3 separate regions of the Mus musculus genome follow, and all the other regions are linked to region 2. The links are chromatin loops, found by intact Hi-C in ENCODE. Cell type or tissue: heart. All regions are shown on one strand. Links, peaks and the distances in the headings refer to the core of each region. The heading gives the core; the rest is flanking DNA. Region 1 holds the start of Cnot10 (CCR4-NOT transcription complex, subunit 10). Region 2 holds the start of Stt3b (STT3, subunit of the oligosaccharyltransferase complex, homolog B (S. cerevisiae)). Region 3 overlaps Gpd1l (glycerol-3-phosphate dehydrogenase 1-like).

The links. Peaks named below come from ENCODE experiments on the same cell type or tissue, not always from the same donor. Only the 100,000 strongest peaks of a DNase experiment are listed, where the experiment ranks them.
Region 1: a loop joins it to region 2, with 15 times the contacts of the local background. A loop is called at or near these places in 3 of 42 quality-filtered maps.
Region 3: it touches region 2 in a loop (2.4-fold over the local background); 4 of 42 quality-filtered maps call a loop at or near these places.

Annotation. Positions count from the first base shown.
Region 1 is chr9:114,634,087-114,645,110 of GRCm38, forward strand. Cnot10 (CCR4-NOT transcription complex, subunit 10) reads right to left here and starts at 6,114. Exons shown (of 20, transcript NM_153585.5): 1 at 5,833-6,114. The coding sequence starts at 5,854. It overlaps Gm51659 (a long non-coding RNA gene), which reads left to right and starts at 998. Exons shown (of 3, transcript XR_003948085.1): 1 at 998-1,614; 2 at 3,071-3,160; 3 at 3,304-3,923. In heart, for the core only: a CTCF peak has its summit at 5,893; a DNase peak (open chromatin) is centred at 6,065; H3K4me3 peaks cover 1,982 bases; H3K27ac peaks cover 972 bases; H3K27me3 peaks cover 484 bases.
Region 2 is chr9:115,308,199-115,318,892 of GRCm38, forward strand. It overlaps Stt3b (STT3, subunit of the oligosaccharyltransferase complex, homolog B (S. cerevisiae)), which reads right to left and starts at 2,270. Exons shown (of 16, transcript NM_024222.3): 1 at 1,554-2,270. The coding sequence starts at 1,858. In heart, for the core only: a CTCF peak has its summit at 2,263; a DNase peak (open chromatin) is centred at 2,393; H3K4me3 peaks cover 3,352 bases; H3K27ac peaks cover 3,465 bases.
Region 3 is chr9:114,928,303-114,932,302 of GRCm38, forward strand. The region is part of intron 1 of Gpd1l (glycerol-3-phosphate dehydrogenase 1-like); the gene reads right to left. Among named protein-coding and RNA genes, the nearest start is that of Gpd1l, 3.7 kb to the right of the region's middle. In heart, for the core only: a CTCF peak has its summit at 2,349 (motif pointing left); a DNase peak (open chromatin) is centred at 2,529.

The DNA.
Region 1 (11,024 bases), core at 3,833-7,832, 670 kb before region 2:
GCCTGGCAGTTAAGGCCTTGGGTTTGAGCCCCAGAACCACAGGGAGTGGTGATGGGGAGTGACTAGGGGTAGAACCGTAAAAATATGCACACAGACAGACAAGACAAACACACACATACATACATACATACATACATACATACAACATCTGAATATGCACAGAACCAAGGCTCTACTTTCCACTTTAAATAATCACCTTGGGGATGGAGGATTTCACTCCACTTCCCATTCCTCTTTAAATTCTCTTGACCACTAGGAAGATGGCTCAGTGGCTAACTCATGACTATCCAGTTACAGGGTATACAACACTCTCTTCTGAACTCTGAGAGCACCAGGCATGCAAAATACTCACACATAAAATAGAAATTTAAGTATAAATTAGTCTTACTTTGGTGTGCCCATTTTTTGAGGTAGGATAGCCCGGGATTCTCTCCATACAGCCAAAGGCAGCTCTGAACTGCTGACTCTCCTATCTCTGTCTCTCAAGTCCCGAGACTGCAGATGTACAGCACAATGACAGGTCTAGAGGACATTCTTTAATGAGTCACCTGGGCCTAAGCATCAATGATTTTAGTTAGGAACTCTTGTACCTCTGGGGAGGTGGAGAAAGGAGGACTGAGCCTGAGACCTTCTTGAGTAATACAGTGAGAGACTGCCTCAAAAATCAACACACACACACACACACACACCCCGAGACACGGTTTTAATACTAGCTCAAGCTGGCCTCAAACTTACTATGAAGCCCATGGTTAGCCTCAAAATCATGGCAATCCTCCTGCCTCAGCCTCCCAAGTGCTGGGCTTAAAGGATGAGCCACAATGCCCATCTAGGACACTGAAGAGTTTAAGCATCTACCACTAAAATCAGATTCATGTGGACACAGCTGTCATCATCCCTAGAAAACAGAAAAAGTCTCAAAATTCCCCAGGAAATGGGCCAACCTCAAGGTCAAGCAACCAGCTCTGCAGCTCACTTCTATGTGTATTTGAGAACTCAGTTACATAAATACTTTTTTACATCCATATTAGTCAAACCATAATTTACCTACATCTTTTACTTTAGGATAACAAAACTACTTCAATGAGATCACTTTTTTTTAATTAATTTTTTAATTTATTGTGCATTGCAGAGTTGGAACCTGGCTTTCGAATGTCCTAAGAGACAAGCACTCTTTGTCGATACTGACTTCTTACCAGACAGTGTTCGCACATAATCCCACAGTGCATCTCCATTGGCGATGGGGAGCGGGTCCGACCGCCCCTCCAGAGGCTTCAGGTCCCTCCTGCCCTGGCCTAGTGGACATGGGGGACACAGGCCAACGGAGCTCTCGGATGTGCAAACCCTGACACTCTTTAAACTGAAAGACTTCATTTCTAACAACAGTAACAACACCACACACGCGTACGCACACACCCCACCCCTATAGATTTCAACTACACAGAAAAGAAACATAACATCTCTTCCAAACTGAAGGTCAGTTAACTGAAAGCACGGACATATTCCAACACAGAATGTTAACACTGCAAAGCTGACTGGAGGATGACTACAAACTGTGCTGTGCAAACACAGTCCCAGGGACAGACAGGGAAAGACTGAAAACACTATGCTGAAAGGGTAAGATAGACAGACACAAAATAGCAATGCCTTGGCAAGGCAGAGTTTAAACAATGTCTTTTCCTTTTGTTTTGTTTGGGTTTTAAAACAGGCTCTCGGGCTGGAGAGATGGCTCAGCGGTTAAGAGCACTGACTGCTCTTCCAGAGGTCCTGAGTTCAATTCCCAGCAACCACATGGTGGCTCACAACCATCTGTAATGGGATCTGATGCTCTCTTCTGGTGTGTCTGAAGACAACTATGGTGTACTCCTACACATAAAATAAATAAATATATTAAAAAAAAAAAACAGGCTCTCAAGTAGCCCAGGCTAGCCTCAAACTCACTATGTAGCCAAGGATTAACCTGAAGGTTCTTTTCCCTCAACCTTCCAGGCATTGACATGACAGCCCTCACTGAAGTTACCAGGGAGCTCTTAGGACAGCTCAGATGTGGTTTCTACCACCCCCCAAAAAAAAGCCAAACCCCACCAGCCTGGTCTACAAAGTGAGTTCCAGGACAGCCAGGGCTATACAGAGAAACCCCTGTTTCAAAAAACCAAAAAAAAAAAAAAAAAAAAAAAAAGGGCTGAGAAGACGGTTCTGTGGGCACAAGTGCGTGCTCTGCAAGTGTGACAATGTGAGTTTGACTCTCCAGACCCACATCAAAGCTGGGAACAGCTGCACAGGCTGTAACCAACCAGGATGAAGACAGAAGGGTGCCAGGAGAACCCAACCAGGATAGAGACAGAAGGGTGCCAGGAGAACCCAACCAAGGCAGAGACAGAAGGGTGCCAGGAGAACCCAACCAAGGCGGAGACAGAAGGGTGCCAGGAGAACCCAACCAGGACGGAGACAGAAGGGTGCCAGGAGCTCAGTGCCCAGCTGGCCAGCATAGCAAAGAGTTTGCTTCTGGGTCACTGAAGGATCCTATATCAAGAGAATAAGACAGTAGATGTGTCCTTTCCTGGCCTCCATACAACTCATGTGCATGTACCACACACTCACAACACACATGGACACAACCCCCAAGAGACAGAGACAGATGAGAGAGAGAGAGAGAGAGAGAGAGAGAGAGAAATAAACACACTGTTATATTCTATAGTTCTAATCCCTCAAACAAGAGGAGTTGGAAAAAATGGGAGTCCACGAGTTCCAGAGACTAAAGCAAGGCACTGTCTGTCCTCGGAGCAGCTGAGCACAGTGGCACATGGAGGCTGGGACACTGAATTGAAGGCCCACTTTGAATACTAATAAGCACATGGCAAGCCCCACCTCCATTCTGCTCTTTGGCTTCTTTCTCTGTTTGGTTTTGTTGAGGCAGGTCTCAGTCTATCTCCCAGAAAGGCCTGGAATTCAATTTCCCAGATTGACCTTGTGGGTCCTTCTCCTGACTCAACTCCCAGGTGCTGGGATGGCAGGCGTGTGTCACCACAGCCTGCTGACTTCTGTTTGATCACTGGATCTCTCTCACACACAGGCATTCCTGCCTCCTGTCATGTATCACAGGGCTTCACCAAAGGCTGAAATGCTGCCATTTGCTCTTGGACACTTAGCATCCATTAACAAGGTAAATTGGGCGTAATGACACATATCTGTGACCCCAGCACCTCGGGAGGCTGAGGCGGGAGGCTGAGGCGGGAAGATCCGAGCTTAGGATCCTGCTGATCAATTGCCAAGGAGACACACAAGGACTCTGTTCCTCCCTTTTAGATGCCCTTGAACAACCGGAAGAAGAAAGCAGGAGGAAGCAACACAGACAAATCCTCTCCCCGTGTGCTACTTTCAAAAACTGCTTCCAGAGGCTGTTTTTCCAGAGGGGGCCATGGTGAGGCCCCTTAAAAAAACTCCCACAGGAAGTGATTGCCACGGCTTCTCAGAGCCCATGGTGGATCAAGAGCAGGGATGGAATACACTGTGTCTCCCCTTCACTTCCTGGACCCTGGGCTGGCACTTTCCAAATAAGTTTAACATGTCTCTTCTGCCTCTTTCACCACTACCATAAGAAACACTGGCTGGTGCTGTTTACTTGCGTGTGCGTGTGTCAGAGACAACCTGGAGAAGGCAGTTTTCTCTGCATGAGTCCTGGGGATGGACTCAGGTGTCAGGCTTGAAAGAAAACACCTTTACCCACTGAGTAAAGTGCTGATAAAGTACTACTCGGGTGGTAGTGGTGCTGGCAGCTGGGTCAGCACACGCTTTGATGCCAGCCTTCTGAGGTAGAGGCAGAGGCAGAGGCAGGTGGATTTCCTGCTTTTGAGGCCAACCTGGTCTACAGAGGGAGTTCAAGGACAGACAGGGGCAACACAGAGAAATCTTGTCTCGAAAAAAAACCTAAAAAAAAAAAAAAGAAAAGAAAACAAAACAAAACAAAAAGAAAAGTGTAAGAGAGCAACTACGAGGACCCAACAGCCAGAACCATGCCACTTAACCCAGCAGAGGTCCAGAGTGCAGGTCCTCAGAGGCAGGCTGTCTTACACTCACTTCATCATCTGAAGGATGCCTGCACAGTGTCTTTGTGAAGGAAGGAAGCAAGCAGTGAAGGAACGCCACGTGACTGAGGTGCAACTCAAGCCGGGCAGTCCTGGATCTGGTGAGACGCTTCCCGGGAAATGATTCCAGAAGCAGCACTGTTTTGATTAACAAGGACAGTCCCGGTCCCGTCTAGACCCGGGCAGGCAATTGGCACCCTTCTTGCATCCCACACCAACAGGATCACCCCTTCACTTTATTCAGATCTGTGCTCAATACTATCCCAGCAGGAGCTGGATCAGCAGGGGCTCGGTGGGTAAAGATACTTGCGCCCTGATGATTGGATTTGATCCTTGAAAGCCAAGACATGCAAATCACCTTGGTGCTCAGTGATTAAAAGCACACACTGCTCTTCAGAGGGCCTGAGTTTGATTCCCAGCACCCACAACTACCTGTAACTCCAGCTCTGCGTGACCCAACTCCTCGGACAGCATCTTCAGGCATTTGTCCTCACGTGCATACACCCAAAGTTAAAAATAACTTTAAAAAAGGAATCACCTCACAATAGATTTTCTCTGATCACCTAGCTAAAATTCTATGGCAGTGGGTATAATGGCACACAACTTTAATTTAGCACTCAGGAGGCTTTATGTCTAGTGAGTTTGAGAATAGCCTGGTCTATATAGCGAGCTCCAGGACAGCCAAGGCTACATACATAGTGAGACCCTGCCTCAATCAATCAATCAATCAATCAACCAATCAATTCCGCCCCACTCTCTAAACATTACTTTCTTCAAAGAAATATAGCAGACTTTCCAGGTAATAAATGGGCTCTCATAATTCCCTAATGGGAAAAATTCCTGATGGAGTACCACAGAAAACCACAGAAATTAAGAACTTTATCTTGGGACTGGAGAGATAACTCAGCGGTTAAGAGCACTGACTACACTTCCGTAGGTCCTGAGTTCAAAATCCCAGCAACCACATGGTGGCTCACAACCATCCTTAATGAGATCTGATGCCCTCTTCTGGGGTGTCTGAAAAACAGCTACAGTGTACATACATATAATGAATAAATAAATAAATAACTTAAAAAAAAAAAGAACTTAATCTTGGGGCTGGAAAGGTGATGGCTCAGCGGTTAACAGCACTCGCTGCTCTTGCCGAGGACCAAGACTGGGTTCCCAGCACCCACAAGTGGTGGCCCACAACTGTGTAACTCCAGCTCCAGTAGACGCAATGTCCTCTTCTAGTCTCGGCAGGCACCTGCACTCACACACATAATTAAGACTTTTAAAAAGGAATCTCGAGGAGCTCGGGAAAAATCAGATGAGGAACAAGGTAAGTGAGAGCAGGCAGGAGACACAGTGAAACGTCACGCCTCTTTAGACAGTTTTCAGAATGACTCCACTGGACACGCTGACCAGAGGGAACTTTTTCAGTGGCTGAGCCTGGGGGGGCCTTACGGCAACCGTGCGTGCTCGGATAGACTTTCCCTTAAAGCGTCTGGACAGCGGCGTGACAAATTCAAGCTTCCTGCGCCAGAATTAACTTGGAGAGCAAGGCAAATGCAGTGCAATCAAGATGGGGTGCAGTAGAATCAAGATGTGTCACAGCAGAAAATCCACTGGACTCACAGTAGAGACAGCTGAGAAGAGTGAAGGGCACAAGTACCCAAGCGAAGTCAAGTGGCCCTCGGGTCCCCCACGCGGGCCCTGCCGTCCCCGCGCGCAGTGTGTCAGCCCCTGGGTCGCGGCGCGGGCGCCTCACCTGCAGGCTTGTCTGCAGCCATCTTCCCGCCTCGGCTCGAGTTCCTCCCTGTAGGTGGCGTGGCCCCGACTCCCGCCGCCGGGCTGGTGGTGAGTCCTACCGGCGGGGGACAACTCTTCAGCTCAAGCCCGCTCCAGTCGCCTCGGCTAAGGTCCTGGGCGGGCCACGGGCTGAGGAAGTGACGAAGTTACTGCTCGTCGTCTAGCAACAGCGCCAACACATCCGCCGGTGCAGGGCTGTTTTCCCCGCCATCCACAGCTTCCGTCCCGTAGCGGCCAAGGGAGACGCTACTTCCGGGGCGGGGCCAGCTGGGCGTGGGAATTAGGGCTGGCCTCGGCCCCGGAAGCGCGTCCTTCTGCAAACCCGGAAGTACACTAGTGTAGGTCCTGAGTGAAACACAGAAGGGGAAGGACTTTTTGTTCCGCATTTCAGCAAAATGGCAGGCACCACACCTGAGGTTTATGTGCTAAGCTCTGAGTCTCATAGGGGCTGTTTTTCCATAACAATGAGGATGAGAGAAGTGTTGTTAGAGGAGGCCACCTCCCCCAGAAAAAAGGCTTTTTTTTTTTTCAAAGTTTCAGAGCTGTTTTGTTATTTGTAGCCAAGTTGAAAAAGCCATTCAGACTGCATTATGCATGCGGTTTCTCTGATTGCGAGTCATGCAACCATTAACTTACTATGGTAGGTCGGTCTAAGACAAAAGCTTGATGCATCACGATTACTAAGCACAATGATTTAGATTCAAGTTCAAATCCTCTGCAAAAACAATACCCACTCTTCAACTACCCAGCTCCCAACTATCTCATCTCTAGCCCATATCGTGACAAATTTTTGTTTGTTTGTTTGTTTAATTTTTTGAGACAGAATCTCACTATGTATCCCTATCTGGCAGTCTTTGTGGCAAAGGCTTTAACCCTGAACTGGTTCTGGTTTTGCTCAATGACCATAGCCTTGGGTTCCAGAAGCACCTACTCCATTCTTCCTTTCCCTTCTAGAGAACAAACAGCATTTATAATAACAGAGGTTCATTTCACGGAGAGAAACAGACATTAAAAGCATTTGTGTTAGACTTTTTGCTTCTGTGATAAATACCCTAGAGGAGAATTTAAATGAGGAAGGATGGATTTTTTGCCTCGTGTATCAGAGTTTTCAGTCCCAGGTCACTTGGTTCCATTGTTTTTGGACCATTAGTGAAGCAGTGCATTGTGCCAGGGCACAAGTGACAGAGTAAAGTTGTTGCCTTCCTGGTGCTAGAAGCAGAGGAAGCTGGGAGAAGAAATAGTCTCCAAGGGCACATGCAACTGAGATACTTAGCCCCACTGGGCCGCACCTCCTTAATTTCCATTACTTCCTAATGATGCACCAAATTACGAATCTGCAAGTGGATGAATCCAAGGATAGCTCCAAACTGTTGGAATCCTATTATCACTCTCAAGGACTGGGGGCCGGGCCTCCTATATGCAGGCTTTTGAGGGAGAGGAACTTCATATATAAATGACAACAGCACTGAATTGTAAAGTGACCCAAATGGTGCTTTGATGGGAGCATAGTTAAGTATGTAAATAAATAAATCACATGGAGCTATTTATTTGGTTTACATTTTTCTATTTTCTGTGTAGCTTACCTTAGAGATCTGCCTGTTTCTGCCTCCCGAGTGTTGGATTAAAGGCTGCACCATCACACCAGGTACTCCTCATAAGACTTTGAAATTTTTATTTTTATTTTAAAAAATAAGCCAATTACCAGCAGAATAGATCAGAGGGTAAATGCCTGCCACTAAGCCTGATGACCTGAATTTGATTTGCAGAAGTTAAATGGTAGTAGGAAAGAAATGGCTTCCACAGGATTCAATAGATTTCAAAATCAGATTTCTATTCTAAGGCCAATCAGGGATATAAGCAAGATCAGACTCTGCCTGAAGAAAAAAGTCATGAAATATTTTATTAAAATATTTACAGTGGTTCCTGGTTTTAAAGCTAGTCCTTTGCTGGTGTAAATCTTGAGCAAAAAATTTAGAGGTCAGATGTACACATGCATAATATTCCAGCCTCAGCTGGTAGAGGCAGGAGAATTTTGAATTTGAGAGCAAACTAGACTGGAAACAAGATCTTATCTCAAGTTTAATTTAATTTTATTTATTTATTATTTTTTAAAGATTTATTTATTTATTATTTTTTAAAGATTTATTTATTTATTATATATTAAGTACGCTGTCGCTTTCTTCAGACACACCAGAAGAGGGCATCGGATCCCATTACAGATGGTTGTGAGCCACCATGTGGTTGCTGGGAATTGAACTGGGAAACTCTGAAAGAGCAGTCAGTGCTCTTACCCGCTGAGCCATCTCTCCAGTCCCAGTTATTGTTAATCTTACAGTTTAAAGACATTGCTATGGAAATCATTCTTGAGCATCTACAGAGCTAAGGGCCATTTGTTAAGATACAAACAATGGAGAGGATTTTAGCTGTATGACAACATCATCATTAAAATTTTATTGTAGGGATGGCAAGATGCCTCCGAGGGTAAGAGCACTGACTGCTCTTCCGAAGGTCCTGAGTTCAAATCCCAGCAACCACATGGTCGCTCAAAACCATCTGTAATGAGATCTGATGCCTCTTTCTGGTGTGTCTGAAGACAGCTACAGTGTACTTATATATAATAAATAAATAAAACTTTAAAAATAAATTTAAGGCTGGGTGTGGTGGTGCACGCCTTTAATCTCAGCACTCCGGAGGCAGAGGCAGGCGGATTTCTGAGTTCAAGGCCAGCCTGGTCTACAAAGTGAGTTCCAGGACAGCCAGGGCTACACAGAGAAACCCTGTCTCGAAAAACCAATAAACAAACAAACAAACAAACATAAATGTAAAAAAGAGAGTGAGAGAGGGAGGGAGGGAAGGAGGAAGAGAAAGGGAAGGGGAGGGAAGGGAAGGAAAGGGAAGGGAAGGGAAGGGAAGGGAAGGGAAGGGAAGGGAAGGGAATGAAAGGAAAAAGAAAAAAACATATAAGGCTTGGGGAAATGGCTTATTTACCATCAAGCCTGATGACCCGAGTTGAGTCCCTGGCATCCACATTGTAGAAGGAGAGGACTCATGAAAATTGTTCTCTAACCTTCACAAGTGCAATGTGACATGGGTACATGTGGCATGTACATGTACATGCAATGTGGCATGTACACATGTTCTCTCTCTCTCTCTCTCTTTCTCTCTCTCTCTCTCTCTCTCAAAATCTATATATAAACTAGCAGAATGTTTGGTGTTATGTGTCTTTAATCCCAGTATTTGGAAAGTAGTGGTCCAGAGGATCAATATGACTTCCAGAAAAGCCTAGGTGAAGAGTGACACCCTGTCTCGGAAGACCCAAGGCGTCACACGCTTCTCATGACAGTACTTGGAAGGAAGGCAGAGAAGCCGGAGGACCAGACATCTAAAGACAACCATGGCTACATAGCCAGCTCAGGGCCAGCTTGGTAAGATATGTGAAACCCTGTGACAAACAACAGCAATGAAAACAAAAAGTCAAACAAGGGGGGGGGTGTATAGAGCAGGGACTGGATAGATGGCTGAGTGGCCACTGGTGCCTGCTTCTCTTTCAGAGAACGTGAGTCCAGTTCTCAGTACCCAGGTCAAGTAACTAGCTTGTAACTAGTTCCAGCAGATCCCATTTCATTTTCTGGCCTCCATGGGCACCTCTACTCACTGACATTATCACTTGTGCACAAAGAAAGAGAGAGAAAAGACAATCAAACAGGCTGCCTCCACTTTCCAAGTTCCGGCGCTACAGGCGTGCACCACTCTACCTGGTATATGTGGTGTTGGGATCGAATCCAGGCCTTCACGCACGTTGGGCAAGCATCCCACCAATAAAGCTATATCATCAGCCACAGTGTATTTAGCCTTGTAACTCATCTCTTTCACATACTGTGCAGGGATGTCAGTGAAGGATTCTGGTTGAAGAAAAGGCAGATGCAAGTGCCTTTTAGATGAATTAAACATGATTTTCCTCATCTAGTTAGTCATCTTTCCGGAACACCCTCCCTCTTGCTTTTCCCCAGTTTCCTTTGGAGAGTCCCAGTTTATGAAATAGCTGTCCATTCTCCATAGTGACCTTCTTCAAGTCTCTTATGTCTCTATGACTTCTGAGACTCTGCAAGTTAAAGGATGAGGGTAAGCAAAGATGTTAAATGTCCCTGAACTGTTGGTGTGAGCTGTGACTTTTCCTGAACCTTTCATGCCAAGAAGAGAGTGTTTATGGCCTCTACCATAGAGACCATTCATTGGCAACTATATTGACAAATGTCAATGCCTGGCTCCCAGAGAGGAAAAGCCAGGCTGGATAAATTACACCATTGGGTAAATCATGCAGATTCCCCGCCTACCCAAAGGAGACAGAAAGGAATGTGCAGTCAGAAACAACAAGAACAAAACAGACAAACCAAATGGATCACCAGTATTCTTTGGAAGGCAGAGAGATGCAAAGCTTCAGAACTGATAAAAATCCAGTTATGGGTATGTGAGCTTTGTGATGGGGGAGCGGTACTAGACTAATGTATTGGCTACTTCTCTTTCTGTGTCAAACAGCTGATAAAGAACTTGAGAGAGGAGGGGTGTAGTTTGTTGTAGTGGGAAGATCTTGGCTGCAGGTGTCTCCATAGCTTTAGTAGGAAGCTGCTGGCTTACATCTTTATGGATTGAGAAGCAAAGAGAAGGGAATTGGAGCGCTCAGCTGGAGTTCTACTTAAAAACCAAAACCAAAACCAAACCAAAACAAAACAGGGACTGGAGATATGGCTCAGCGGTTAAGAGCACCGACTGCTCTTCTGAAGGTCCTGAGTTCAAATCCCAGCAACCACATGGTGGCTCACAACCATCCATAACAAGATCTGACTCTCTCTTCTGGAGTGTCTGAAGACAGCTGTAGTGTACTTACATATAATAAATAAATAAATCTTTAAAAACAAAACAAAAAAACAACTGCATGTGGCTGGAGAGATAGCTCAGAGGTCTTCCAGAGGACTGGGGTTCTATTCCCTCACTCAAATGGTAGCCCACAACTGTCTGTAACTCCAGTCCCAGGGGGTCTGATGCTCTCTTCTGAACTCCATAGGCCCCAGACATGCACAGTGCGCATGGTGCACAAATAAAATATTCATACACATTTTTTTAAAAAGTGTGTGTTCATGCATGTGTGTGTAT
Region 2 (10,694 bases), core at 1-4,000:
TAAAAAATGTTACTTCATGGAAGTATCTGTACAATTACCCTGGAAATATTTCCAGTTTTTGTTCCACCCCGTGCTATCTTCATCTGAAAAGACACAACTTTCTCTTTTCATGTTGTTCAGTAAATTCTGCGGCTTTCATTTCTAGTCAATCTCAGTTTTAATCTAATTGATTGTTTCAAAGAATACTCTATCTAGTTAGTTAAGACTTCACAAATATTCGTAGGTTCGTATGTAATCTCCACCAACATGATTTTCTCCTCTGGTTCCAAATAACATAATGGTCATTTATAAAGCAAATCTAATGTTAGAAAAAAATGGAAACCTCTTAAAATAGGACGAAAACACCTCACAGCAGGCCATCACTGTAGCTCACTGCTTCTCTAAACAGGTTTTCCTTGAGTAGGCCCCTCTGGTGTTCAATAGATATTGCAGCATAAATATTTTTCTTAAAGTACAACTTAAATCTGATACTTAACACATAAGCCCCCCCCAAAAAACTCATTTATAACCTATATATGTACTAACTCTTAAGAAGATTCTCTGTGCATTTCAAATGGTAAGACAAATACCCTACCGTTTAATTATGTCTAATTACAAGTAAGATTAGTTCAAGGTTGATAGGGCAGCCTGAAGAATAAACTAGTTTAAAGAGGCGCGCTGGCGCTCGCTCTCAATCTCTCTCTGGGGGAAAAAAAAAACAAAAAACAAAAAACAAAAAACAAAAAACTTAACTCAGGTTGGGCCAGGAGGAAGAAAGTGAAAAGCAATCTTCCCGTGTAGGTAACTCAGTGTTCGAAGTTAAGTCCCTAAAACCAGTGAGTGCCATGCAGAGCGTGCAACTTCGGCACCACAATCTAGACTCTCAGCACTGTGGTACGGCTTGCTCTCTTCTCCACAGACCTTCCAGCAGACACCAATAAAAGAACTCATGCAACCCAGTCGGATATTGTAGCAACAACGAGGGTGAGAGTTCAGCTAACAGAAAAACGATCTCGCTCTAAAAAGCAACGCAATACAACTGTGCAAATAGTGTGGCGAGCTGAGAGCACTTAAGGGCCTTAGGGGGGAAAGAGACACTCCGGAAAATACCTGGTGCTGGAAAAACACGAGGCGCTACCACTGCGCTCGCTTTCGGGATAATATTTTCCCCCCCTACATTCTAACACTCCACTCTCCCGGAAAGAAAGCATGAAACTGCGAGGCTGAGCGGACAAGGGGTTCCAGTCACCACCAGCAGCCAGAAGGCAATCCCGGGGCTGCTCCGATGGCAGGAAGGAGAGAAATGAAATAAAATGCAACAAGGCGCAAAGCTGCGGCGGAGAGGGCGTGGGGAAGGGGGCCCCCGGAGCAAGCCGGGGCGCGGCGGCGAAGAGGCGCCGCGCGGAGCCGGCCCACCCCGGCGGCCGAGGACCCAGGCTCCGCTCCCAGGCAAACTTCGCCAAGCGGGCAGGGGGCGCGCCCGGCCCGGCCCGCGGGAGACCGGGTGGGATCCGAGGGGCTCCAGACAAACGGGGACCGCGGGCTGCCTGCGGGGGAAGGGCGGGCACACTCACCACGGGTCGAACTCGTGGATGATGCTCTCGAAGCGGATGACGGCGAAGAGGCGCGAGCTGAAGCCGGCCAGCCAGGCCAGGAAGAGGATGGTGAAGGAGAGCAACGACTGCCACCCGGCCGGCTGCGACAAGCCCCCGGACAGCCCCGCGGGGGGCCCCGGCTTCGGCGCCGCCGCCCTGGACGCGCTCTGGGTTCCGGGCCCATGGTGCCCGTGGCGGCTGTTCCCCAGAGCCATGAGGCCGCTCCACGGGGACGAGTTGAGGGACGACTTGTGCTTGCTCTCCGGGGCCGAGGGCTCCGCCATGTTGTGCCCCGGCGGCGGGTCTCGCTCGTCCTCCGCGGCCACCGCCGCCGCCTGGAGCGAGGGGTGCTGGGCGGAGACCCAGAGGAGGAGGAGGAGGGCGACGGCGACGACAACGAGGAGGAGGAGGAGGCGGAGGCGGAGGAAGAGCTGGGCGCGCTCCCGCCCTCAGCACCGCGAGGCCGGGACACTGGGGGTGGTGGAGGCGGCAGCGATCCGAAGTCTCCGCCTCAACAGTGGCCGCGACCGTCGCGGTCTCAACCCAAAAGGCCCCTGCGCCCCACTAGCCATCCGTGTCCCCCGTGCGGCTGAGGAGGCGGCGGTGGCGGCGAGAGCCGACGGGACGAGGGCGCCAGAGGAGCGGCGGCTCGGAGCGGCAATGACATTCCCCCGCCCGCCCAGCCGCGAGGAGCACAAAAGGGGAGGAGCCCCCTGGAGTCCGGGCGGAGCTCAGGCAACCTTTGACTCCGCCCCCTCGCCCAACAGGAACTGGCCCCTCCGCCTGTCACAGAGCGACAGGTCCGTTAAGGGGCGGGGCCGGAATGGCGGCGTGCGCCAATAGGAGCGCGAGCGGGGCCTTGGGCGGGGCTTCGGCTGAATGGCCCTCCACCCCCTCCGCCTCGCGGCCTCCCGCCTATTCGCCGCCGGCCGTGGCTACGATTTCATTGTCAGTTGAAAGACGCGGTTTCGCGCGCGAGCCCGTTCGGGGCCCTGGGGAAGGGCACCAGGAGGTTCGGCTCGCTTCCCCGCGCGGATTCCGACTCGAGCAGCAGAAGGTCCCACGTCCCAGTCGACCGAAGGAACAGAGAGCACGGCTTGGCCGGGTGCTCGGCGGCCGTGACTTTTAACCCGCTCAGCGCGGGGCGCCCGCCACGTGACGGGGCGCGCAGGCGCGGTGCGGGGCCCTAGGCGCGTGGGTCCAGCCGCTGTGCTGAACGTGCCAGAGTGAGTGGCTGGGTCGCTACATTCTCTGTCCCCGCCCTGCTGCTCTGAAAACTTGGAGTGGGCAGATGTCGTCCGAGCTGCAGTAAGATGTAGCCAGGCGGACACACACATAAATGTCACATTCTTTTTGCTGTGTTCTCCAGGACTTTTTTTTTTTTTTTTTTTTTTTGCAGCTCAATCTTTTGACTGCAAGAATTCATTATTTACACCTGCCTACGTTCCGTCACCAAATTAACTTTTCCTGGACTGTATTAGCTATTGCCCAATTTTCACTCTAGCCAACTGAAACGTAGGAACTTTTCCTTGTCTGGGGCAGTTTGCTTGTACCTTCTCCTTCCTCCACAACTAGCTCCGCCCATCCCCAAAAGGACAAAAGTCAGAACTAAAGATCCGGAGGGTCATTGCAGTGTTAGAAGCCCTCTTGGCAGGTACAGAGGTTAATGTAGAAACAAGGGCCGGCTAATATTTCACTGGTTTCTCGTGTACATTCACAACTGTCCATCTTGTTAGGGAACACCAGAATCTTTAAAATGTGTGTAAAGATTAAGTCCTGTAAATTTGCAAAATAAAATTATGTTCCGTTGCTCATTGTCAAAGGTTAGGTAAATGAACAAATGTACCTAACTAATAGGCTCAGCCACTCCCAACCTGGTGATTAACTTTGCCGGTTTCCTTATAAAAATAAATAGACTCTCATCAGGGAAAATGAACAGCTTCCATAAATAGACCTCCTCACCACCATTTTAATATCCAACATTTATTAAACATGTAAATTTTAATGAGATTCATAGTGGAATATTAACCAATCCCTTAGAACAAAGAGGTGACATGGCCTTTCTCAGAAAAGTGCACATTAAAATGGCAGCGTTTATTTTTGCCCATGTTTCATGAGCCAATGTTCTATTAATCTAAAATAACAGAATTTATCTGACGACTCTCATTTTAGACATTTTGGGTGTCTCTGGTGTTGCAGATGTTCCCTGATGAGTTTCTCTGTCTTCTTCCTCTTGGCTGTTTAATCGCGGGAGGCCCCATGTGAAGGGGAGTAGAAACAATTAACAATAAATTATAAAACACAAGTCACCTGTGTGGGACCATCCCTTCATCTTTGTGTGTGAGAGTGGGCATACATGTACTAAGGCATAGCATGTGGAGGTCAAATTACATGCTCAGATGTTGGTCCTTTTGACACACCAGGTTAGCCTCCTGTCTCAACCTGTGGGTCTTGATCCTTGTGTCAAACTTCTATCTCCAAAAGTATTTCCATGGTGACTCATGACAGTAGCAAAATGGCACTTATGATGTAGCAACAGAAATAATTTTTATAATCGGGGGTCACCACAACACAAGGAGTTGTATTAAAGGGTCACAGCATTAGGAAGGTTGAGAACCACTGCCTCAGGGCGTTGGGATTATAGGCACCTGCGGTCATAGCCAGCCTTTTATGGTTCTGGGAATTCAAACTGAAGTCTTCATACTTGCGTGGCTCCTTAATATAAAGTGAGTTTATCTGAGAACACTGCGGAACACGGTTCAGAAACATAAGGAAACTCAGGGTCATGATGTGGACAAGGACAAAGAAGGAGCCCGTGGGAAAGCATGAGGACGTACTCTAGCGGGGAACTGGAGAGCAGTGGTCCTGTCCTCCCACCCACGTCAGTCAGCTCCAGGTACGCCTGCTGTGTAAACTGTGGCAAACACTGGAGGAGCAGTCCAGGGAAGACTGATGGACAACCGGATGGGAGCGTTACCCGAGGAAGCAGAACCGCAGAAAGGATGGCTCAGAGGAAGAAAAGAAAGAGAAGGAAAGACCCTGCAGTGCTAGAAAGAGGAACGCAAGGGACTCAAGAAAAGACTGGTACAGCCACCACGCAGATCGGATCGTAGCGCGGACTGGGAGAGGTCATGCTGAGAGGGACACTGTACATTGCTTTAACTTGAGAGTGTTGGGAGGATTTGAAGTTGGATGTAGAGTGTGTTTAAGATGAGTCACGTGATCCGGTGTGTGCTTTAAGAAGACTCCAGGGACTGTAATATTTGTTTTGAGAGGCGATCAGTAAGAGCACATCTGTAGATGATCCGAGAGTCCTCAAGTTTACTCTCAGACCTTAGAAATGGTCGGAGAGCGCATGCTCCAGATTTACAGCTTTTCGATAAAGAAAGAAAATGGCTTCTAGTCTGTTCAGGGTGCTTCTGTGTGTGAGCCACCGTATACATGAACTCCCTGGTTCTTAAGTGCCTGTCACAGCCTTGTTGAGCTGAAAAGTGAACCTTCATCTTAGTAAGCAGAATCTCGCCTGTTTCCTTAGCAAGTTTAGTGGTTGGATCGGACATCGCACTCACACAGCTGGAAGGAAAGACCATAGACTACTTTGCAGAAGTCTGGCACCAAAGGTACAGAGGACCAAGTCAGACCAGGAAAAGTGTCCAGGGCTGGAGAGAGCAAAGCAGAGTGGGAAAAACCTGATCACAAGCTTGCCCCAGCTTAAATCTCCAGCTAGGAGACCATGGTGTAAGATGGATCTAAAGCTACCACCAGGCACCATCCTAACTCCGTTCTCCTCAGGTCTGTTTGGTGAGTCACTTCACCTTCATGTTTCAGTGTTTATGGACTGTTCCTTCCTAGAAGGGTTCTGTTCAGAAAGTAAGAATGAGCCCATGAAAGAACTTGACCCAGTGCTTGGTGCGAAGGGGAGCGGTCACTCTGTGTTGGTTATTAGTACTGTCAGTACCACTACTGCCTTAGGCAGGCAGATGGTAAAGCAGCTCAACTTCCTGATGATCAGGACAAGAATCTCCCATGACCCAAGCCTGTCTGAATGTTTCTGTTTCCTCCTCCCAGAGAGCGCTTGCATCAAATAAAACCTGCATTTCCCCCAACACCTGTACATACACGTATACACAAGAAGCACTGTGTGACAGGGAACTATTGTCTCTAGCCAGCAACTCACAGGACCTGAGGCCAGTCAACAGCCCCAGTAGTGATCCAGAAAGCAGGCACTTCCGTTTTCAGTCATGAAATGAGTGCAGTCCTGAGAGACCCAGAACCGTGGACCTTCCATAGCTTCACAAGGATTCCTAGTCTTAAGAACTACCAAACAAGCTGGGCATGGTGGCACACACCTTTAATCCCAGCACTTGGGAGGCAAAGGTAGGCAAATTTCTGAGTTTGAGGCCGGCCTGGTCTACAGAGTGAGTTCCAGGACAGCCAGGGCTATGCAGAGAAACCCTGTCTCGAAAAACAAAACAAACAGACAATCAAACAAACAACAAAAACAAACAAACAAAAAAAAACCCCCTACAAAACAGTAGTTATATTCTTAAGCGTCTAAGACTGAGGGATATTTGTTACCCAGCTGTGGCGAACAGATATAGTGAGATTAAAGAATGACAAGCTTACTAGATAGCTTTTCTCTCATAGTCCTCGAAACAGTCTGAATAACCAGCAAGGATGAAACACCCCAACCATTCCTACTGTGTCAAAGAACTTCCCGTGGGGCACTCATTCCACAGACGTGTTCGTCGGAAAAGCAACCAAATCTACATGCTTTATTGTCTCCCTTTGTGCTCTAACCGCGTGGTTCTAGAGGCCATAGACTTAAATGGATTCTTCAAAAGAAAGCATGCGTGCAGTTAATATGTCTGTGAGAATATTCAGGGTCACCAATCGCCAGGGAAATGCAAATCAAAGCTCCTCCCACTTGACGCCAGGGAAATGCAAATCAAAGCCCCTCCCACTTCACCCCAGTAAGAATGGCTGTCAGGAAAAAGACAGGAAAGGACAGTGCGGTATCGGGTATCGAGCAGAGGAGGATCTCCCGGGGTGGTGGTAATCCTGGATGAGAGGGAAGTTGGCACCTTTGCTTCAGTCTTCAGATGTGAAGACTCAGACTCAAGAGCCGGGACTCAAGAGCTGAATTCCAGGGTAGGATTTGCTAACAGGTCTGGGGACTTGGGGGAAGTCACTGAAGCCTCCAGTGTGCACAGGAAAACCAAACAGAGCTGTGTTAGCGTAAGTTCCACAGGCCTCTGCAAACCTGTGCGAGCGTTCCATGTGGCTTTATAACAGGAATCTGGAACTTGAGACATTGTCTGGTCTCACACAGTGTTAGGCAGTTTCCATCTTTGTACTAAGATACCCAAGGATGTTGACTGAGAGCAGGAAGGATGTCTCCTGGACCATGTCTTCCGAGGTGTTAGTTTATACAGTTTATGGCTCTGTTGCCTTTAGGATAGAGCAAAGCATCAAAGCGGATGGAGGATGGACGTGGCGAAAAGAAAGCAACTTCCTTCACAGCAGCCAGGAAGCAGAGGTGAGGTGCAGGAGAGGAATGAGAGCTGAGCTAGGAGGTGCCTGAGACAAAACACGCCTCTTCAGAGATACACCCAATGAGCTACTTCTACCAGCTAGGCTCTGTCTTCCAATCATCCATTTAACAAACTCATTATTGAAGTTAACACTTCTGTGATTCAGCCACTTGTCAATAGTGACACCAGCTGGAGACCAAGCCTTTAACACACACACACACACTTTTGTGGGGCTACTTCATATCCAAAGGCCCTAGCCCTGGGCTTAGTGCAGAGCGTGTTTCTGCTTTGGATGACACACACACAATGAATAAAGTGACTGGCTGAAGTCAGTTCCTCTCCTCAAGCTCCTGTGCTCCCATGAGGGGACATTTCTAAAACTTTAATGCAACGTTCTGGCTGGGAAAGAGTGGAAGGTGGTGACTCATACCACATAGGCAATATCTAAGCACCGTAGGGAATATTAAAATGAATAATACTAATTTACAATCTGATAGAATTGGGCTGGGGAGCTGTCTTAGGGTTTTACTGCTGTGAACAGACACCATGACCAAGGCAACTCTTATAAGGACAACATTTAATTGGAGCTGGCTTACAGGTTCAGAGGTTCAGTCCATTATCATCAAAGCAAGAGCAGGGTAGCATCCAGGCAGGCCTGGTGCAGGAGGAGCTGAGAGTTCTGCATCATGCTCCTCATCTTCTGCATCATCAAGTCTGCGAGCAAAATACTCACTTCCAGGTAACTAGGATGGGGTCTTAAAGCCCACACCCACAGTGCCAAGCCTACTCCAAAAAGCCACACCTACTCAAACAAGGTCACACCTTCTAATAGTGCCACTCCCTGGGCCGACCATACACAAACCCTCACAGGAGCTTTTCCTGTGAAGGCCCACAGAGCAAAAGCTCTCAGCCATGTGGATATTGTTACCGTGTGCTTCAAATCATCTCCGCCATCCTAGCAAGAAAACATCCACAGACAGCAAGCAAGGGTTTGGGCCTGCCTCCTTTCCAAATCAACATAGCCACTCATGCAGGCCAGTGTGCTGAGCCTTGTGGCAGAAGAAAGAAGTAATTACTGGGATCCAGTCTTGCTCAACAGCCATTATGAAGGTAAGGATGTCTCCCGGAGGCGTGAGCCCTTATGTTAAAGAGTTCACCAGAGCCATTTTCATGAAGCAACTGGTTTAGCCTTGAAGAATAAAGACAAGTGATATCTTCAAAGTAGGGGGGGGGGTGCATGTTGAAACCCTGTGGGAAATATTCATGAATGAGATAGTAATCTAGAGTTCGGCATTAACTCTGCCCTAGTTTCCTTGCTTTTCCTGTGGTAAAATATCCTGACAACAAGGAACTGAGGGGAGAAAAAGGGTTGTTTTAGCTCATGACTCCCAGTCTGTTACTGTAAACAAGCTACAGGCAGGAGCTTGGAGTAGCCAGTCACATCATATCCATAGTCAAGAACAGAAAAAGAGAAATGCATGCATGCTCAGAGCTCAGCTAGTGCTGTCTAGGGTCCCAATCATATCCCTAGTCAAGGAGAGTGAGAGGGTGGGGGAGAGAGAGAGAGGGAGAGAGAGAGAGAGAATGCATGCTCTGTGCTCAGCTAATACTGTCTACAGCCCCAAATAAGAGAATGGTACTGTATAGTCAGGTTTGTTCTTCCCACATCAATTCCCACAATCAAGACAATCCCTCACAGACATGTTCACGGGACAACCATCCTTTATATCTCTCCCAGTGATCCTAGGTGATGCCAAATTGACAAACAAGTCACCACTAGCATATTTTATCATTCTTTGCTACCACTGAATCAAGGGCACTGTTCTGCAAGTCTGAACTTCTGGGTCCATAACCTCGTGGCTTCCAAAGAAGGAAGGCATATCAATTAGGCAATCATTTGGCTAAATGTAATAGCCGGGAGATAGTGGCTCAAGCCACAGCCTCTTAAATGGTGGATTGTGACATGGCTTTGTAACTGACTCTGGGGCCTCTGAAAAATTTGGCAACCATAAAAGCCTCCCGAGCATGCAACAACACATACTTAATTCAGAATGAAACCCATAATGAATCTGAGATGTTTCTGGCTGGAGTTGCAGGAGCCGAGTCATGTGACTCCGCTACAGGCTTGGTTCTGAGCACACAGGCGTGTACCCTGCACTCTGAAGGCTGCTATGACACACAAGGCCAGTACTCGCTACCTGGAGCATCTTGGTTCATATTCAGGGTGGTTCCATGAGAGGGCTTTCCAGGTGCTTCTGTACATACCTTTTTAAAATTTCTGTTCCTATAAGAACGCAATAGTTTATTCACAGTATGAGCATTCTTCATCAGGTAGGATCAAGCTAGGAGGTCTCTGGATTGGGTTGTATTAGAATGTTTGATTTTTAGATTTTTTTATTTTATGGATTTGAGTACACTGGAGCTGTCTTCAGACACACCAGAAGAGGGCATCAGATTCCATTACTGATGGTTGTGAGCCACCATGTGGTTGCTGGGAGTTGAACTGAGGTCCCCTGGAAGAGCAGCCAGTGCTCTTAGCTGCTGAGTGGCCTGTCCAGTCTCCTAGAATGTCTGAGTTTACAGGTTGCTGTTTGGGTTGCTGACTTGAGTTTTAAAAAAAAAAAATCATTAAATAAATTCTGGCTTGAGATTAGGACGGAATTTCCAGTAATTTAAGAAATGGCTCTAAACATACTCTGCCATAGATTTATATAAAGTGGCATTTTCAGCATTAATGATGCTAAAATTAGAATATTAATCAATACTCAAAAATATTATCAATAGTCTACGTTGTTCCATATCACGAATACTCAGCTGAGAATAATTCCTTATGTGATCATAATAGAGCATTTCCATCTTGTTGTTATGCAAACTTGCTTTAATCTTTAGTTTTCATTTTATTTTATATCCATGAGTATTTTGCTTGCCTGTTAAGTCTACCATGTGGCTACAGCACTTGAGAAGGAATCAAATTCTCTGGAACTGAAGTTACAAGTGAGTGTGAGTCTCTGAGTAGGAGCTGGGAATAGAACCTGGGTCCTTTGCAAGAACAGCAAGTACTCTCAATAACAGAACCATCTTACTACCTGTATTTTTTTTAAAGATTTATTTATTTATTGTATGTATGTATATGAGTACACTGTAGCTGTACAGATGGTTGTGAGCCATCATGTGGTTGCTGGGAATTGAATTCAGGACCTCTGCTTGCTCCGGCCCTGCTTGCTCCAGCCCCAAGATTTATTTATTTATTATTATAAGTACACTGTAGCTGTTTTCAGACACACCAGAAGAGGGTGTCAGATTTCATTCTGGAAGGTTGTGAGCCACCACGTGGTTGTTGGGATTTAAACTCTGGAACTTTGAAAAAGCAGTCAGTGCTCTTAACCACTGAGCCATCTCCAGCCCCTGCCCCTGTATTTTTTTTAATATTTAAAAAATATATTTGTATGTGTGTGTGTCTGTGTATAGGTATGTGCACATGTTTACAGGTATACAAGGAGGCCAGAAGAGGGCGCTGCATCCCCAGGAGTTAGAGTTACCTGCTGCTGTGAGCCACCCAAAGTGGGTACTGGGAACAAAACTTGAA
Region 3 (4,000 bases), core at 1-4,000, 380 kb before region 2:
TCTGTGTCTAGCGCTTGCTCTCTTTCTTCTTCTTCTTCTTCTTCTTCTTCTTCTTCTTCTTCTTCTTCTTCTTCTTCTTCTTCTTCCTCCTCCTCTTCCTCTTCCTCTTCTTCTTCTTCTTCATAACCAAAAGAAAGTCCTCAGCTGTAGAGATTTGGGACATATTCCCACAAACCAGAGTCCTACTAACAGCAAGGACAATGCACAGAAGGCACTAAGAGCCTCTGATCTGTCTCTGTGAAACTCTCCCCGTAAACTCACCACCTTCTCCTTCTCTGTTCTGCTCTAGTCTCTCTCAGTTCTACTGCACCGCTCTCCACAAACTCGTCTGTATCCTGTAGTGTACTCTCTTCCTCCTGTACTGTCTGTCTGTCTCTCCCTTAAGCAGCTTCCCTTTCCTCTTTGTCTCGAGAGTTGGACATGTATGTTTCTGTCAGATCTATCTCTGATTCATCACTTTGCCCTTCAATTGGACATCACTTTCAAACATGGGCGCTTCCTTCTACAGACTAACTTTATCTTCCTTGTTTGGGATTAAAGGTGTGTACTAAGGGCCAGTCTGTAGTCTAGCCGGAGGGATTAAAGGTGTGTGCTAAGGACTGAGCCACACCCTAACAGTAAACAGATTAAAATATCCTGTAACAGTTAGGGCGGAAGCTCAGGTTCTCAAATGTTTCTCGTTCTACCAATGTGATCTATCCCCAGCCCTTGAAAGGCTGAGACAGGGTCTCACTGTGTAGCTCAGGCTGGCCTTGAATGGCCTCCATAGGATGATCTTAAGCTCATGATCCTGCAGCCTCCACTTTTCAAATCCTGGGATTACAAATGAGTATGCCATCATGCTGTGTGTGTGTGTGTGTGTGTGTGTGTATGCACAAGTATGTGTATGCCTGCCTGCACACATGGTTCCAATGGATGGTCAAGACTCCTCTGGCCTCTCTGTCACCAGTCTAGTTGCCTCGCACCCCCAGCCCCAGTCCCCACATGGAGGACAAGAGTACCTTACCTAGCCTACCTTCACAATCACTGGTATCAATTGGCTTGGAGGAGGCACTTGGGCCTGAGAGGTAATGGCTACATCTTAGCTCTAAGTGACTGCATCTCTGTTTATATAAATATTCAAACCGCTGTGGTTGGGACCAGATATGGACGTAATGGCTGGCTCATGTTTGAAAATGAGCAAAAGGCTGAAGTCACATCAGGGGGCAAATCTGCCCTTTTCTAAGGAGCAACTCACCAAGACGAGCTGCAGAGGTGACCCTGGTGTAAGGGGTCTCTGGACCACATGCTGCAGACACGGGGAGGACAGGCAAATCTGAGTTCAAGTCTAGCCTGGTCTTCATAGTGAACTCTTGTCTCACAAAACCAAAGCAACAACCAACAAATCCCCCTGTCCTGCAACGTGGTGCGGCGTCCCTGTAATCTCAGCACTGGGGAAGTAGAGGGAAAAGGATCAAAAGTTCAAAGTTGGGCCGGGCAGTGGTGGCGCACGCCTTTAATCCCAGCACTTGGGAGGCAGAGGCAGGCGGGATTTCTGAGTTCAAGACCAGTTTGATCTACAGAGTGAATTCCAGGACAGCCAGGGCTATACTGAGAAACTGTCTGGAAAAAAAAAAGTTCAAAGTTGGGACTGGAGAAGTGACTCAGGAGGTTAAGAACACTGCTAATCTTCCAAAGGACATAGGTTTGATTCCCAGCACCCACATGGTGGCTCACAACTGTCTGTAACTCCAGCCAGGGGATCTGATGATTGCTTCTGGCCTCCAAGGGCTCCAGACATACATGTGATACACAGATATACATGCAGACAAAACACCCACCCCCACAAAATACATAAATTTCTTTTTAAAAGTTATATAAATAAAACTCTATGGGATATATTAAAATAGTTCTAAGTCATCCTTTATATTAAATTCATGGCCAGGCTGGGCTATAAAAGACCATTCCCCCCCCCAAAAGGGGGAAAAACCCACCCTGTTTAAAATGTAACCTGTAGGCTTATGCCAGACCCCAGTTCACAGTTTGTATCTTTGAATCTTATCTTCTAAGCCCTTATTTATCTCACACCTGAGTCATTTAGTAGTGAGTCCTGTTCCAGAAATGAGCACAGTACCCTAAAAATCAAGAGGGCAGGAACTCTAAGGAACACAGCACCCACCAGGGGCAAACACTGACATACGTACAATCCAGAATTGAACATTCCATCTCTACCCCAACTATTTTTTTGAGACAGGATTTCATTGTATTCTGGTTGGTCTAGAACTTACTCTGTAGCCCAGGTTAGCCTCTAATTGTAGTGTTCCTCCTGTCTCAGTTCCCCATGTACAGCAATTACAGTCAGAGCCATTCTGCCCCCTTCTGGTCCCTCCCTGGTGTTTTCAGTCTCCGGAAGTGGGGATCCTCTGTCTAGGACTGGAGTGACTCTGTACTGAAGGTGATGGTCCAAAGCCAGCAATGATCCCGTAATGGAGGCAGGCAGCCAGCCCAAACCTTCCAAACATTTCTCAATCGCTGTGCCACAGGCCAAGTTCTACTCGCTCCCTGAGCCCGATCGGACCAAGAATGCAGCCAAGTACATCAGAATGAAGATGCTTCAGGCTAGCAGCCAGGCCTCCATGAAAGGCCAGAGAAGTTCTCTTGACAGCCCTTGTTCCAGCTCAGTCTAGCGTGGCAGAGCTGGGCCACTTCTGCCTGCACCTGACAAACTGGCAGAAGGGCTGCCCTCTGTGGAGCTGCACGGAAGAGGAAAAGGCTGTCTGTGAACCTAGCACCAGGGGGTTGGAGGCCCGGGGAGGAGGAGTTCAAAACCAGCCTCAACTGAGACAAGGCCAACTTGGGCTAAATGGGACCCAGTCTCAAAACAACAACATAATGTGCATAGTGGGTGCTTGTCCAGTGGCAGAGCCAGCAAGGCAGCTGATGTTTCTTTCCAGTGACCTTGATGTTGTAAGTGGTAAAGCCAACTTGAAGGTCTCCGTAAGGCTCTGAAGGACAGGAGTCCTATTTGATAGGGCACAGAGCTTTCTGCTGTTGCCTCAGGTAACACACTAAAAGCACATAGTGGGGCAGCAGGTAGAATCCTGATGATCTGAGTTAGATCCCCAGAGTTTACAGAACTCCCGAAAGTTGTCCTCTGACACACAAACACACAAAAAAAAAAAAAAAAAGGGAATGGACTCTACGGGATATATTAAAATATATAGGGTGTGGTGGCACATGCCTTTAATCCCAGCACTCAGGAAGCAGAGGCTGGAAGATCTGTGAGTTCAAGGCCAGCCTGGTCTACATAGCAAGTACCAAGACCTAATCTCAAAAATGAAATAAAACAGGGGCTGGGGAGATGGCTCAGTGGTTAGGGGCACGTGTTGCTCTCCCAGAGATCCTCTTTCCCAGCACCTGCACGCACAGCGGTTCACACCCATCTGTAACTCAGTTCCAGGAAATTCTCTGCCCTCCTCTGAGCTCTGCAGGGACCAGGCACAAGCACTTACAGATATACACAGGCAAAAACTCATATCCATACAAATAAAAATTAAACAAACTGGGGCTGGAGAGAGGGCTCAGCCGGTAAGAGCACTGACTGCTCTTCCAGAGGTGCTGAGTTCAATTCCCAGCAACCACATGGTGGCTCACAACCATCTGTAATGGGAACTGATGCCCTCTTCTGGTGTGTCCGAAGACAGCTACAGTGTACTCATATATATAAAAGAACATTTAAAAAAAATCTTTAAAAAAAATAAACTGTAATAAAAATAAAAAGCATGACTTTAAATTTCTGATTCCTCTGTCTGCCCCGTCAAGGACTGGAATTCCAGGCAGGTGTTACTACAACTCTTGGCTTTTAAAACACATGGCAGAGCCAGGCACTGGTGGTACACGCCTTTAATCCCAGCACTTGGGAGGCAGAGGCAGGCAGATTTCTGAGTTCGAGGCCAGCCTGGTCTACAAAGTGAGTTCCAGGACAGCCAAGGCTAAGAGAAACCCTGCCTCAAAAAACCAA